Linked DNA regions of Homo sapiens: region 2 is linked to region 1. The links are chromatin contacts, found by POLR2A ChIA-PET in ENCODE. All regions are on one chromosome and are shown on one strand. The core of a region is the stretch at or near the end of the contact, and the rest is flanking DNA. Distances in the headings are between cores, read along the strand shown.

Region 1 (5,119 bases), core at 1,285-3,784:
GAATCGCTTGAACCTGGGAGGTGGAGGTTGCAGTGAGGTGAGATCACACCATTGCAACCCAGCCTGGGCGACAACAGCGAGACTCTGTCTCAAAATCAACAACAACAACAAAGTAGGCTAGGCAGTAATCCTCACCGCAAGAGCTGCCATCTACTAAGAACCCATTAGGAGCCAGGAACTCTGCTAAATGTTTTGCATTTGTTACGTAATTTAATAAGCTCCTTTATGAGGCAGGTGCATTTATACCCATTTTATAGGTGAGAACACCAACATATTTAGGAGCTAAGATCTCTTAGCCAGCTAAGTGGTAGAGCACGGATTAGAATCATCTATTGGACTCCCAGACCAGTACTCTGAGTCACTCTGAATCAGAGTGGAAAGGGCAGGGGAGCACAGGGCACCAGGGCAGACAGAGCCTAGGGTGGGACACTAGGGTCTGAGGATGAAAGCTGGATAAGGTTCCTAAGGAGGAGCATGGGGAAGAATGTGACACCCCAGGTCCTAGGGGCTGAGCTCCGGTTTCCCAGGAGGCAGGGTGGGTGTGGGAAGAGGAATCCACTACTGCCAAGCCCTCCCAAACTCCCTGGAGCTTATACTCACCAGAACCCCAAAGGGATGAGATTAGCTGATCTACAGCTCCCTACCGCATTCCCTCCAGAAAGAAAGAGGAAGAGGCTAGAGAAGTGCCCGCCCCTAGCCTCAGTGCAGTACAGTCGAAGGAACGTGGGATTTGGGCCAACAGGCCTGGGTTCCAATTCTGACTCTGAAGCTTATATAATGGGAGGCTTTGGGCAAAATGTGTAGCTTCTCCTACTCCTAGTTTCCTTGTCTATAAAATGGGAATAACAGCACTTGTCTTGTGATACCGTCCTAAGGACAGCATTGAGGTAATCCAAGGAAGGCTCCCAGCAAGGTGCCTGACACACACCCATGTGCTTAGGTGTGTCAATTTTCTTCCCTCCTTTCATCAGTCAGTCTTACATCCAGAAAGTGCGTTTGTAAGACAGCAGCTCAGGGAGAGAAGCATGGGATCTGGACTCAAGGAAAGTCCAGCAGCTCCCCACTTACCACCAACCCCAGGCTAACCAGCAAATCCCCTACGTCACCAATTTTAGACACCCCTCCCCAATCTCACCACCCTCACTTCCCCCACACTAACTCCAGCCAAGCAAAATGTACATGCATGTGTGCATGTGCATGGCCACAAGCTTCAGCCATAAGGGTGGAAGCTGCTTGAGCCATCCTCTCCAATCCCTCCCTCACCTCTTCCCAACCCTTACTAACACATACCTCCTCCCAGCTTTACTCCCCAAACATACACAGTCACCTGTGCCACCATCCTGTGGTCTGGCTGAGATCAAGAGCAGGTGATCACAGTATCTAGCTAGCGTGTCACAGCTGGCCAGGCCACAATACCCAATAACCCTTGTTTTATAGCTCAGCCAAGGCAGGGCTGAGCCATGGCTGGAACCGAAATGAATGCCCTTTCTAGGGCCCCTAGCTGGCTCTAATATCCAGATCTCAAATCTTTCTGTGTGTCCCAGCACTTCCACCAGACAAGAGCTCTGCAAGCACAGGGGCAAGCCTCCTCCTCCTCCATCTTTCACCTTCCTGCTGGGCCAGTGCCAAGCTCTGAATGGGAGCAGAATCCACTTTCCACTGGAAGACTGAGGGGAGTCAGAGCTTAATAATAGTTATTCTTCACCGAGTGCTCATTACAATCACATCCTATTCTGTCTTTACATCTTGTTTAATTCTCACAACAACCTGTTGTAATTCTCATTTTACAGACAAGGAAATCCAGGCACAAAAGACGAAGTTAACTTTTGTGAGGTCATTGGGATTCAAACCCAGGTCACTGGCCTCCAACAGCACGCAGCAGGGAACGAGGTGGGGCACACCTTCCTCTTGGCGATGCTGCGGAGCAGCTCAGCCTTGCTCCGGAGCAGCCCCTGGCCGGCCAGCTCGCGCTCCTCCTCCACGCGGCTCTCCCGCTCCAACTGCTGGAACTCCAAGTCCTCAAAGAGCTTTGTCTCAGTCTCCAGGGCCTCTGCCTCCTTCAACGACAGTGACAAAGGGGGTTGGGTGGTGCTTGCAATGCCACTCTGGGCCTGGAAGACCAGGCCACAGGGGCATGCGTTGTATGGGGCTGGACCCGGGGAAATTGGGTAAGAAACCTGCCTCCCCCCAGCTCCCGCTGTACTTGGCCTTGCCCTTTTGCGGGCATCATGGCCTGGAGCGCTGATTCCCCAACCTTCCCGGTTCCCTCCAAACCGCAGCACCGACCCTGGTGTCCGGCAGGTACTGCAGAGGCCAGGTGGTCCCGTCCCACCGCTCTCCTCTCTTCCTTCTGGGGCGTGGCCCGCGGGGCCGGGGGAGGGGGGGCGGTGGAACTGACCCTTCTCAGCTGCTCCTGTAACTGTTCCCGCACTGACTCGGGGCAGTTATCGAGCTGCGTCTGGAGCTCGGCGTAGAGCGCCTGGCGGGCCTCCAGGTGCCTCCGTCCCGCGGCCAGCTCCGCCCTCTCCTGGTCGGCGGGAGGGCGAGGGAGAGGGCGGGGCACAGGGGAGAAACAGAACACACACTCCTCAACTCCGGCCCGGCAGCGGCGGGAGGGGAGCGCGGGAGGGCGGCCAGGGCGGGACAGAATGGGGGTCGGCAATGGGGGTTGAGAGAGGAGAAAAAAAGGCTAGAATCAAAGAGGAGAATAACCAGGCGAGGAGAAAGAAAAGGGCAGAAAGGGAAAGTGAGGAGGGAAAGAGGTGAAGAGGGAGAGGGCCCAAGGCCAGGAGCTGAAGGTAACACGGCAGTCAGAGGTGCAGGGGATGAGGTAACACAGGCAGAGGTGTGGGGGCAGGGCACAGATTTTGGTCTCCTGAAGTCCCTTGAACTGAAATTGTTGGGTAGGTCTCGAGAAAAGGCCCTCTGTTTTCTCTCCAAACCAGTCAAGGCTGGTTCTGCATCACAGAGCCTCCAGCTCTCATCCCTCCCCTTCTACTACAGCCCAGAGACCAAAATTTAACCCAGGGAAAAAGGGTAGTGATGGTGAGGGTTAAATCCAGGGTTGGGCGTCAATCAGGAGCTGAGGATGTTAAAGCAGTGTGGCAGAGGGGACCCCAACCCAACACCCTTGGCCTCCCTCCCCTCCTGCCCAGGGTCGGGGTGGGGTGTTGGCCCTGCAGGCTGAACTTCAGGGATGAGGGTTGCAATTAGTTCGGGCTGTTTCCATGGTAATGAGTCCCAGGAGTGGGTACAGAGGGGGTGGACGGTTCTTTCTGGGGTGAGATGACACCTCTGAGGGTGGGAAGGGGGACGAGGGGAGGGTTTGGTGAGTCACCCCTCAAAGGACAGGCAGAGGAGAAACTGTGGTTACTGATTCCAAAGCCAGAGTGGAGCCATGGGCTGAGGGCAGGGGAGGGAAGCCAAGTGAACCCTCCACACCATTGCCATCACTACCACCATCACCACCACCACCATCACTACCACAGCCTCGAATAACCTCTCTTCCCCACAGAGAAAGCGAAGTCTAGGCCTCCAAAAAACTCCAGGTCAGTGGGAAATGAGGTTAGGCAGGTTCCTTCTGAAATGCTGAGCTTTATCCCTGGGAGTGAGGCCCTATGCTGAACCCAGTCACTCCCATCCCTCTACCCAACTCATCTACCCATCCCCAGAGAGGAGGACCTAATCAGGCCAGTTCCTGGGGTCTAGGTGCTTCCTCATCCTTGGACTCAGCCTTTAAAATACCCTGTGTTATAGGTGGCTCAGGAGTGAGGAGAAGAGTAGGGGCTACCCATTACCAACCTCTGATGGGTATCTGAATTTGGGAAGCCCCAAGGGAAAGCTAGGAAGGGTAGCCACTATGTTGGCAGAGAGGTCCTGTTCAAGCCCTCCAAGACCACGCCCACAACTGGGCCTCCTTACTCCTTGGCTCCAGAGGGCAGGCAGGGGAATAGGTGGAAGACAGCCTACTCTGCTGTGCAGGAAGCTGCCAGGAAGCTTCCTTGGGTTATCTCATGCTGTCCTCAGACAGTAGCCTAAGACAGCAGCCTAGGCATTTCCAATGGAAAGAACTCTTCAGTCTGAGCAGCTCCACAGCCAAGCATTTCCCCCACCCTCATACCCCTCCTGCCAATGCCCCCTTGAGTAAAGTTGAGCTACCAATCCTCCTGCCAATTCCTTTCATATAAAAACTCTGGGGTCCCACACCAAGAAAAGAAGGAGGCAGCATTAGAGGAGAGAGGCCAGGGGCACAGAGGCACCCACTGAGTTAGTGCAAAAGCGGGCATGGCTCAGCCCTACCTGGGTGGCACTGGCAGTTAGGGGCATGCGGAAAGCCCAAGTCAGTGATTAGAAGGGACGTTAGTGTAGGCCTAGTTGGCAAGCGTGGAGTTAATTTGGCACAGAATTTGGGAGTGTGGTTTTGGGGGCCAGAGCCAAAGCTCCAAAAAAAAAAAAAAAGGGTCAAAGAATTTTTAAGATTCTCAAAATTGAGGGCAGGAGGAAGAAACTCAAAAAATCCAGAAGGAAAATTAAATTATTGGAAAAATACTGTCAGATCCAGAAATAGATGACCCCTCTCCACTTCAGAGCTTTTGGCACGGTGTTGGGCATCTGGGAGTGGCCCCTGCAGGCTGGCACGAAATCTGAAAGGGGCAGGGGCAGGAGCTAGGATCACCTGGGATGGGAGGCTGCAGATCCTGAAGGCTCAAGGGAAGCAGAGGCCCGAGGGCCATCTCCCAAAGATCACAACGTAAGCACTTGTGGCATGCTTGGAGGGAGATGTTCTCCAGATGGTGGGACCCGAACTTGAATCACTCCCCAATGTCAGTCCCTTGGGCTGTGCTCACTGCCCAAGAAGGGGCTTTGGCACTTCCTAGAAGGGCCATAAAGGGCCTAGGATGGCAGGCACCCAGAGGTAGCACACAGACCCAGACAGAGGAGACCCCAGACACCAGCCCAGCCCCTGGCAGTGCCCTCCAAGCTGGTTCCTTCCACAGAGGAGGAGAAGTCACTCTGTCTCTGGAAAGCCACAGAGACCACTTGTACTGCAGAATGGATGATGAGGTGAAGGGTACAGGGCCCCAGAGAAGACATTTCTCCTTCTCTCCCAGGCCACTGG
Region 2 (5,119 bases), core at 830-3,329, 81 kb before region 1:
TAGTCATACTCCTATTCACCGTTCTCAACTACTCATACATGCTCTGCTCTTGTTTACACTGCCGGTTTACACTGTTTCTCTAAGCCATCACAGCTGATATCTCCTGGTGCTATCCCCAAACTGCCACTCTTACCTCTTGAAGTAAATAAATAATCTTTGCTGGCAGGACTATGCTGAATCTCCTTAGGCACTCTCTAATCAGATGTCCTGAGTCGTCCCAATTCTTAGACCTTTTATACCTGTTTTTCTCCTTCTCTTATTCCATTTAGTTTTTCAATTCATACAAAACTGTATCCAGGCCATCACCAATAATTCTAAATGACAAATGTTTCTTCTAACAACCCCACAATATCACCCCTTACCACAAAATCTTCCTTCAGCTTAATCTCTCCCACTCTAGGTTCCCACGCCACCCCTAATCCCGCTCGAAGCAGCCCTGAGAAACATCCCCCATTATCTCTCCATACCATCCCCCAAAATTTTCGCCATCCCAACACTTTACCACTATTTCATTTTATTTTTCTTATTAATATAAGAAGACAGGAATGTCAGCCCTCTGGGCCCAAGCTAAGCCATCATATCCCCTGTGACCTGCACGTACACATCCAGATGGCTGGTTGCTGCCTTAACTGATGACAATCCACCACAAAAGAAGTGAAAATGGCCCGTTCCTGCCTTAACTGATGACATTGTCTTGTGAAATTCCTTCTCCTGGCTCATCCTGGCTCAAAAGCTCCCCCACTGAGCACCTTGTGACCCCCACTCCTGCCTGCCAGAGAACAACCCCCTTTGACTGTAATTTTCCTTTATCTACCCAAATCTTATAAAATGGCCCCACCCCTATCTCTCTTCACTGACTCTCTTTTTGGACTCAGCCTGCCTGCACCCAAGTGATTAAAAGCTTTATTGCTCACACAAAGCCTGTTTGGTGGTCTCTTTACACGGACGTGCATGAAAGTGGCCGGGCACAGTGGCTCAGGCCTGTAATCCCAGCACTTTGGGAGGCCGAGGCAGCTGGATCACAAAGTCAGGAGTTTGAGACTAGCCTGACCAACATGGTGAAACCCTGTCTCTACTAAAAATACAAAAATTAGCCGAGTGTGGTGGCATGCACCTGTAATCCCAGCTACTCAGGAAGCTGAGGCAGGAGAATCGCTTGAACCTGGGAGGCGGAGGTTGCAGTGAGCCAAGATCACGCTATTGCACTCCAGCCTGGGTGACAGAGAGAGACGCCATCTCAAAAAATAAAAATAAAAAGTAAAGGGGAAAAAGCAGGCAGGAGGGGAAAGGGAACATTAAAAAAAAAAAAAAGAGGGAGGATATGGTCACTTTGTTTTGCGGCTTTGTTTAAGCTCACTGAATCCACATGTTGCACAGGAAAAAAAGGGAGTAGAAGGCCGGGCACGGTGGCTCACGCCTGTAATCCCAGCACTTTGGGAGGCCGAGGTGGGAGGATCACCTGAGGTCAGGAGTTTGAGACCAGCCTGGCCAACAAGGCGAAACCCCATCTCTAATAAAAATACAAAAATTAGCCAGGCGTGGTGATGCACGCCTGTAATCCCAGCTACTGGGGAGGCTGAGGCAGGAGAATCGCTTGAACCCGGGAGGCAGAAGTTGCAGTGAGCCAAGATCACACCACTGCACTCCAGCCTGGGTGACAGAACAAGACTCCGTCTCAAAAAAAGAAAAAAAAAAAAGGGGGTGGGGGCGGGGGGTAAAAGGAACAGTCAATTCTGTATTCATCTCACATGGTAAATTGGCACTTTACATAAGACAAAATAAACAGAGTACAGGAAACAGTCAAATATGCATTTATCTTGGAGTGGGTGGGGACGATGATTTCTAGTCTCCTCTTGTCCCTTACCTACCCTCATCCCCCGCCTGCAAAGATAAGCTGTTAATTTACATTGTCAGGGTGAAGGAGGCCACCTGTGGCCTTCCATCTGCAGCTATCAGTTTAGAAACAAAAGGAAAGGCACTTGTTCCCGCCCCCTCCCGTGACTCAGCTTCCACACTTAACTTTTCCTTTTTGGCATAGTGAATTTGGGCTCCCAAGATTTTATTCTTCCTTTCACACTTTCTGGCTTATCAAGTTGCTCATTTACTTCTCAAGGTCAGCTAGGTGCCTGGAATTTCCCTTGAAGGAAGGAACTCAAGGTTTTTGTTTTATTTCCATGCTGGGGTGGTCGGGGGAGCAGCCACAGGCCTCTAAGGAGGAATCCTGCTCTGTCTCAATCACAGGGTCTCTGCTAAGAGAATGCAGCCTTCTAACATGCTGCTAGACACAGGCAGGATGAAACACTCCAGTCTGGTGGAACAAAACCTAAATCAAGCTTGTCCAACCCACAGCCCACAGAGTGCATGTGTCCCGAGACAGCCTTGAATGCGGCCCAATGCAAATTCTCAAACTTTCTTAAAACATCATGAGATTTTTTTGTGATTTTTTTTTTTTTTTTAGCTCATCAGCTATCGTTAGTGTATTTTATGTGCAGCCCAAGGCAATTCTTCTTCCAGAGCAGCCCAGGGAAGCCAAAAGATGGGGCAACCCTGAAAATCAAGTCACTGCAGTGTGGTTTCACAACCTTTTACACAGGCCTCAGAGCTAAGCTAGTGCAGGGATCCAGGGCCTGTGGCCTGAGACAGGCCAGGCCCCTTTGGGAAGGACCCTGCAATGTGCCACAGGTAACCTGTGACTCTTCCCCACGCCCTCACCCTCCCACCCCATATGCACAGAGGGATCTGCAGCCATTCCCCAGGGTAACGGGGGCAGTCACTGTGTGCAGGGGCAGATGTGGGTTTGGGGGCTGTAAATAAAAAATAAAATTCTAAGGCCCCCCTAATCATCTGAATGGACCCCTCCTCTTGGCCAAAGACATTCCAAAGTTAACCTGAAAAACTAGTTCAGGCCATGATAGAAAAGGAGGTTGGACATGCCTCATTATCCCTCCAGCATCAACATCAACACAAACCTTACCTCTGATAAGAAACATTTACAATCTATTCTCTCTGAAGCCTGCTACATGGAGGCTTCATTTACATGATAAAACCTTGATCTCCACATCCACTTATCATAACCCAGACATTCCTTTTTTACTGATAACTGTTTTTTTTTTTTTTTTTTTTTTTTTTTTTGGAGACAGAGTTTTGCTGTTGTTGCCCAGGCTGGAGTGCAATGGTGTGATCTCGGCTCACCACAACCTCTGCCTCCTGGGTTCAAGCGATTCTTCTGCCTCAGCCTCCTGAGTAGCTGGGATTACAGGCATGTGTCACCATGCCCGGCTAATTTTGTATTTTTAGTAGAGACAGGGTTTCTCCATGTTGGTCAGGCTGGTCTTGGACTCCTGACCTCAGGTGATCCGCCCACTTCAGCTGTATTCTGACCACCCTGGGCACATGTCATCAGGGCCTCCTGAGACTGTGCCATGGGCCCTGCTTAACCTTTGCAAAATAAACTTTTTTTTTTTTTTCAGACGAAGTCTTGCTCTGTCACCAGGCTGGAGTGCAGTGGTGTGATCTCAGCTCACTGCAACCTCTGCCTCCTGGGTTCAAGCAATTCTCCTGCCTCAGCCTCCTGAGAAGCTGGGACTACAGGCACGCACCACCACGCCCAGTTTATTTTTTGTATTTTTAGTAGAGACGAGGTTTCACCATGTTGGCCAGGATGGTCTCAATCTCTTGACCTTGTAATCTGCCCACCTCGGCCTCCCAAAGTGCTGGGATTACAGGCGTGAGCCACCACGCCCAGCAGCAAAATAAACTTTCAAAATCGATTGAGACCTGTCTCAGATACTTTTGGGTTCACAAGGCCCTGAGACTAATACAATTTGAGGTACCATTTTTTAATAAAATAACCCAAAATGACAAATAAACAGTTGTAAATAAAGCAAATACTATTTATTTATTTTCTCTTTTTTAGAGAGATGAGGTCTTGCTCTGTCGCCCAGGCTAGAGTGCAATGGTGCAGTCATAGCTCACTGCAGCCTCAACCTGCTGGGCTCAAGTGGTCCTCCCGCCTCAGCCTCCTGAGTAGCTGGGATTACCAGTGTGCAACACCATGGTTGGCCAATTAAAAAATTTTTTTTTATAGAGACAGTGTCTCACTATGTTGTCCAGGCTTTTCTCAAACTCCTGGGCTCAAGTGATCCTCCTGCTTCGGCTTCCTAAGATGTCAGAGGCGTTTGAACTTTAGATTCCATTTGAGGTTTTTTTGTTGTTTTTTTGTTCTTGAGATGGAGTCTCACTCTGTTGCCCAGGCTGGAGTCCAGTGGTGTGATCTTGGCTCACTGCAACCTCTGCCTCCTGGGTTCCAGCAATTCTCCTGCCTCAGCTTCCTGAGTAGCTGGGAATACAGGTGTGCACCACCATGTCTGGCTAATTTTTGTATTTCTTAGTAGAGACGGGGTTTCACCATATTGGCCAGGCTGGTCTCAAACTCCTTACCTTGTGATCCGCCTGCCTCAGCCTCCCAAAGTGCTGGGATTACAGGTGTGAGCCAGCACGCCTGGCCTAGACTCCATTTTGAATAGGGGCTGGGTAAAATGAAACCTACTGGGCTTCATTCTCAGGAGGTTCAGTCATTCCTTTTTTTTTGAGACAGAGTCTTGCTCTTGTTGCCCAGGCTGGAGTGCAGTGGCACGATCTCGGCTCACTGCACCTCCACCTCCCGGGTTCAAGTGAGTCTCCTGCCTCAGCCTCCTGAGTAGCTGGGATTACAGATGCCTGCCACTATGCCTGGCTAATTTTTGTATTTTTAGTAGAGACAGAATTTCACCATGTTGGCCAGGCTGGTCTTGAACTCCTGACCTCGTGATCCGCCTACCTCGGCCTCCCAAAGTGCTGGGATTACAGGCGTGAGCCACCGCGTCCAGCCCCAGGCATTCTTAGTTACAGGATAAAACAGGAGGTCAGACAAGATACAGGTCACAAAGACCTTGCTAATAAAACAGTTTCAGTAAAGAAGCCAACCAAAACCCACCAAAACCAAACGGCGATGGAAGTGACCTTTGGTCATCCTCATGCTCATTATATGCTAATTATATGTATGTATGTATTAGCATATATACACTCCCACCAACACCATGGCAGTTTACAAATGCCGTAGCAACGTGAGGAAGTTACC

Evidence for each region. ChIA-PET counts read pairs that join two places held with the same protein, here RNA polymerase II (POLR2A).
Region 2: POLR2A ChIA-PET joins it to region 1 with 27 read pairs in WTC11. The contact joins two enhancer-like sites. POLR2A ChIA-PET finds 5 or more read pairs at or near these places in 7 of 52 experiments (BJ, H1, MCF 10A and 2 more).

Annotation. Positions count from the first base shown.
Region 1 is chr11:118,632,331-118,637,449 of GRCh38, reverse strand. PHLDB1 (pleckstrin homology like domain family B member 1) reads right to left here. Exons shown (of 23, transcript NM_001144758.3): 10 at 1,902-2,057. Among named protein-coding and RNA genes, the nearest start is that of MIR6716, 9.1 kb to the left of the region's middle. RefSeq lists an enhancer at 1,910-2,580. Within about 2 kb of position 2,534, at least 25 of the 41 ENCODE cell types and tissues checked have a DNase peak (open chromatin) inside an H3K27ac peak, as active enhancers do.
Region 2 is chr11:118,712,870-118,717,988 of GRCh38, reverse strand. All of the region lies in intron 2 of LOC124902766 (endogenous retrovirus group K member 7 Env polyprotein-like), which reads left to right. Among named protein-coding and RNA genes, the nearest start is that of TREH, 36 kb to the right of the region's middle. RefSeq lists enhancers at 1-779, 780-1,587, 1,588-2,393. Within about 2 kb of position 2,079, at least 6 of the 41 ENCODE cell types and tissues checked have a DNase peak (open chromatin) inside an H3K27ac peak, as active enhancers do.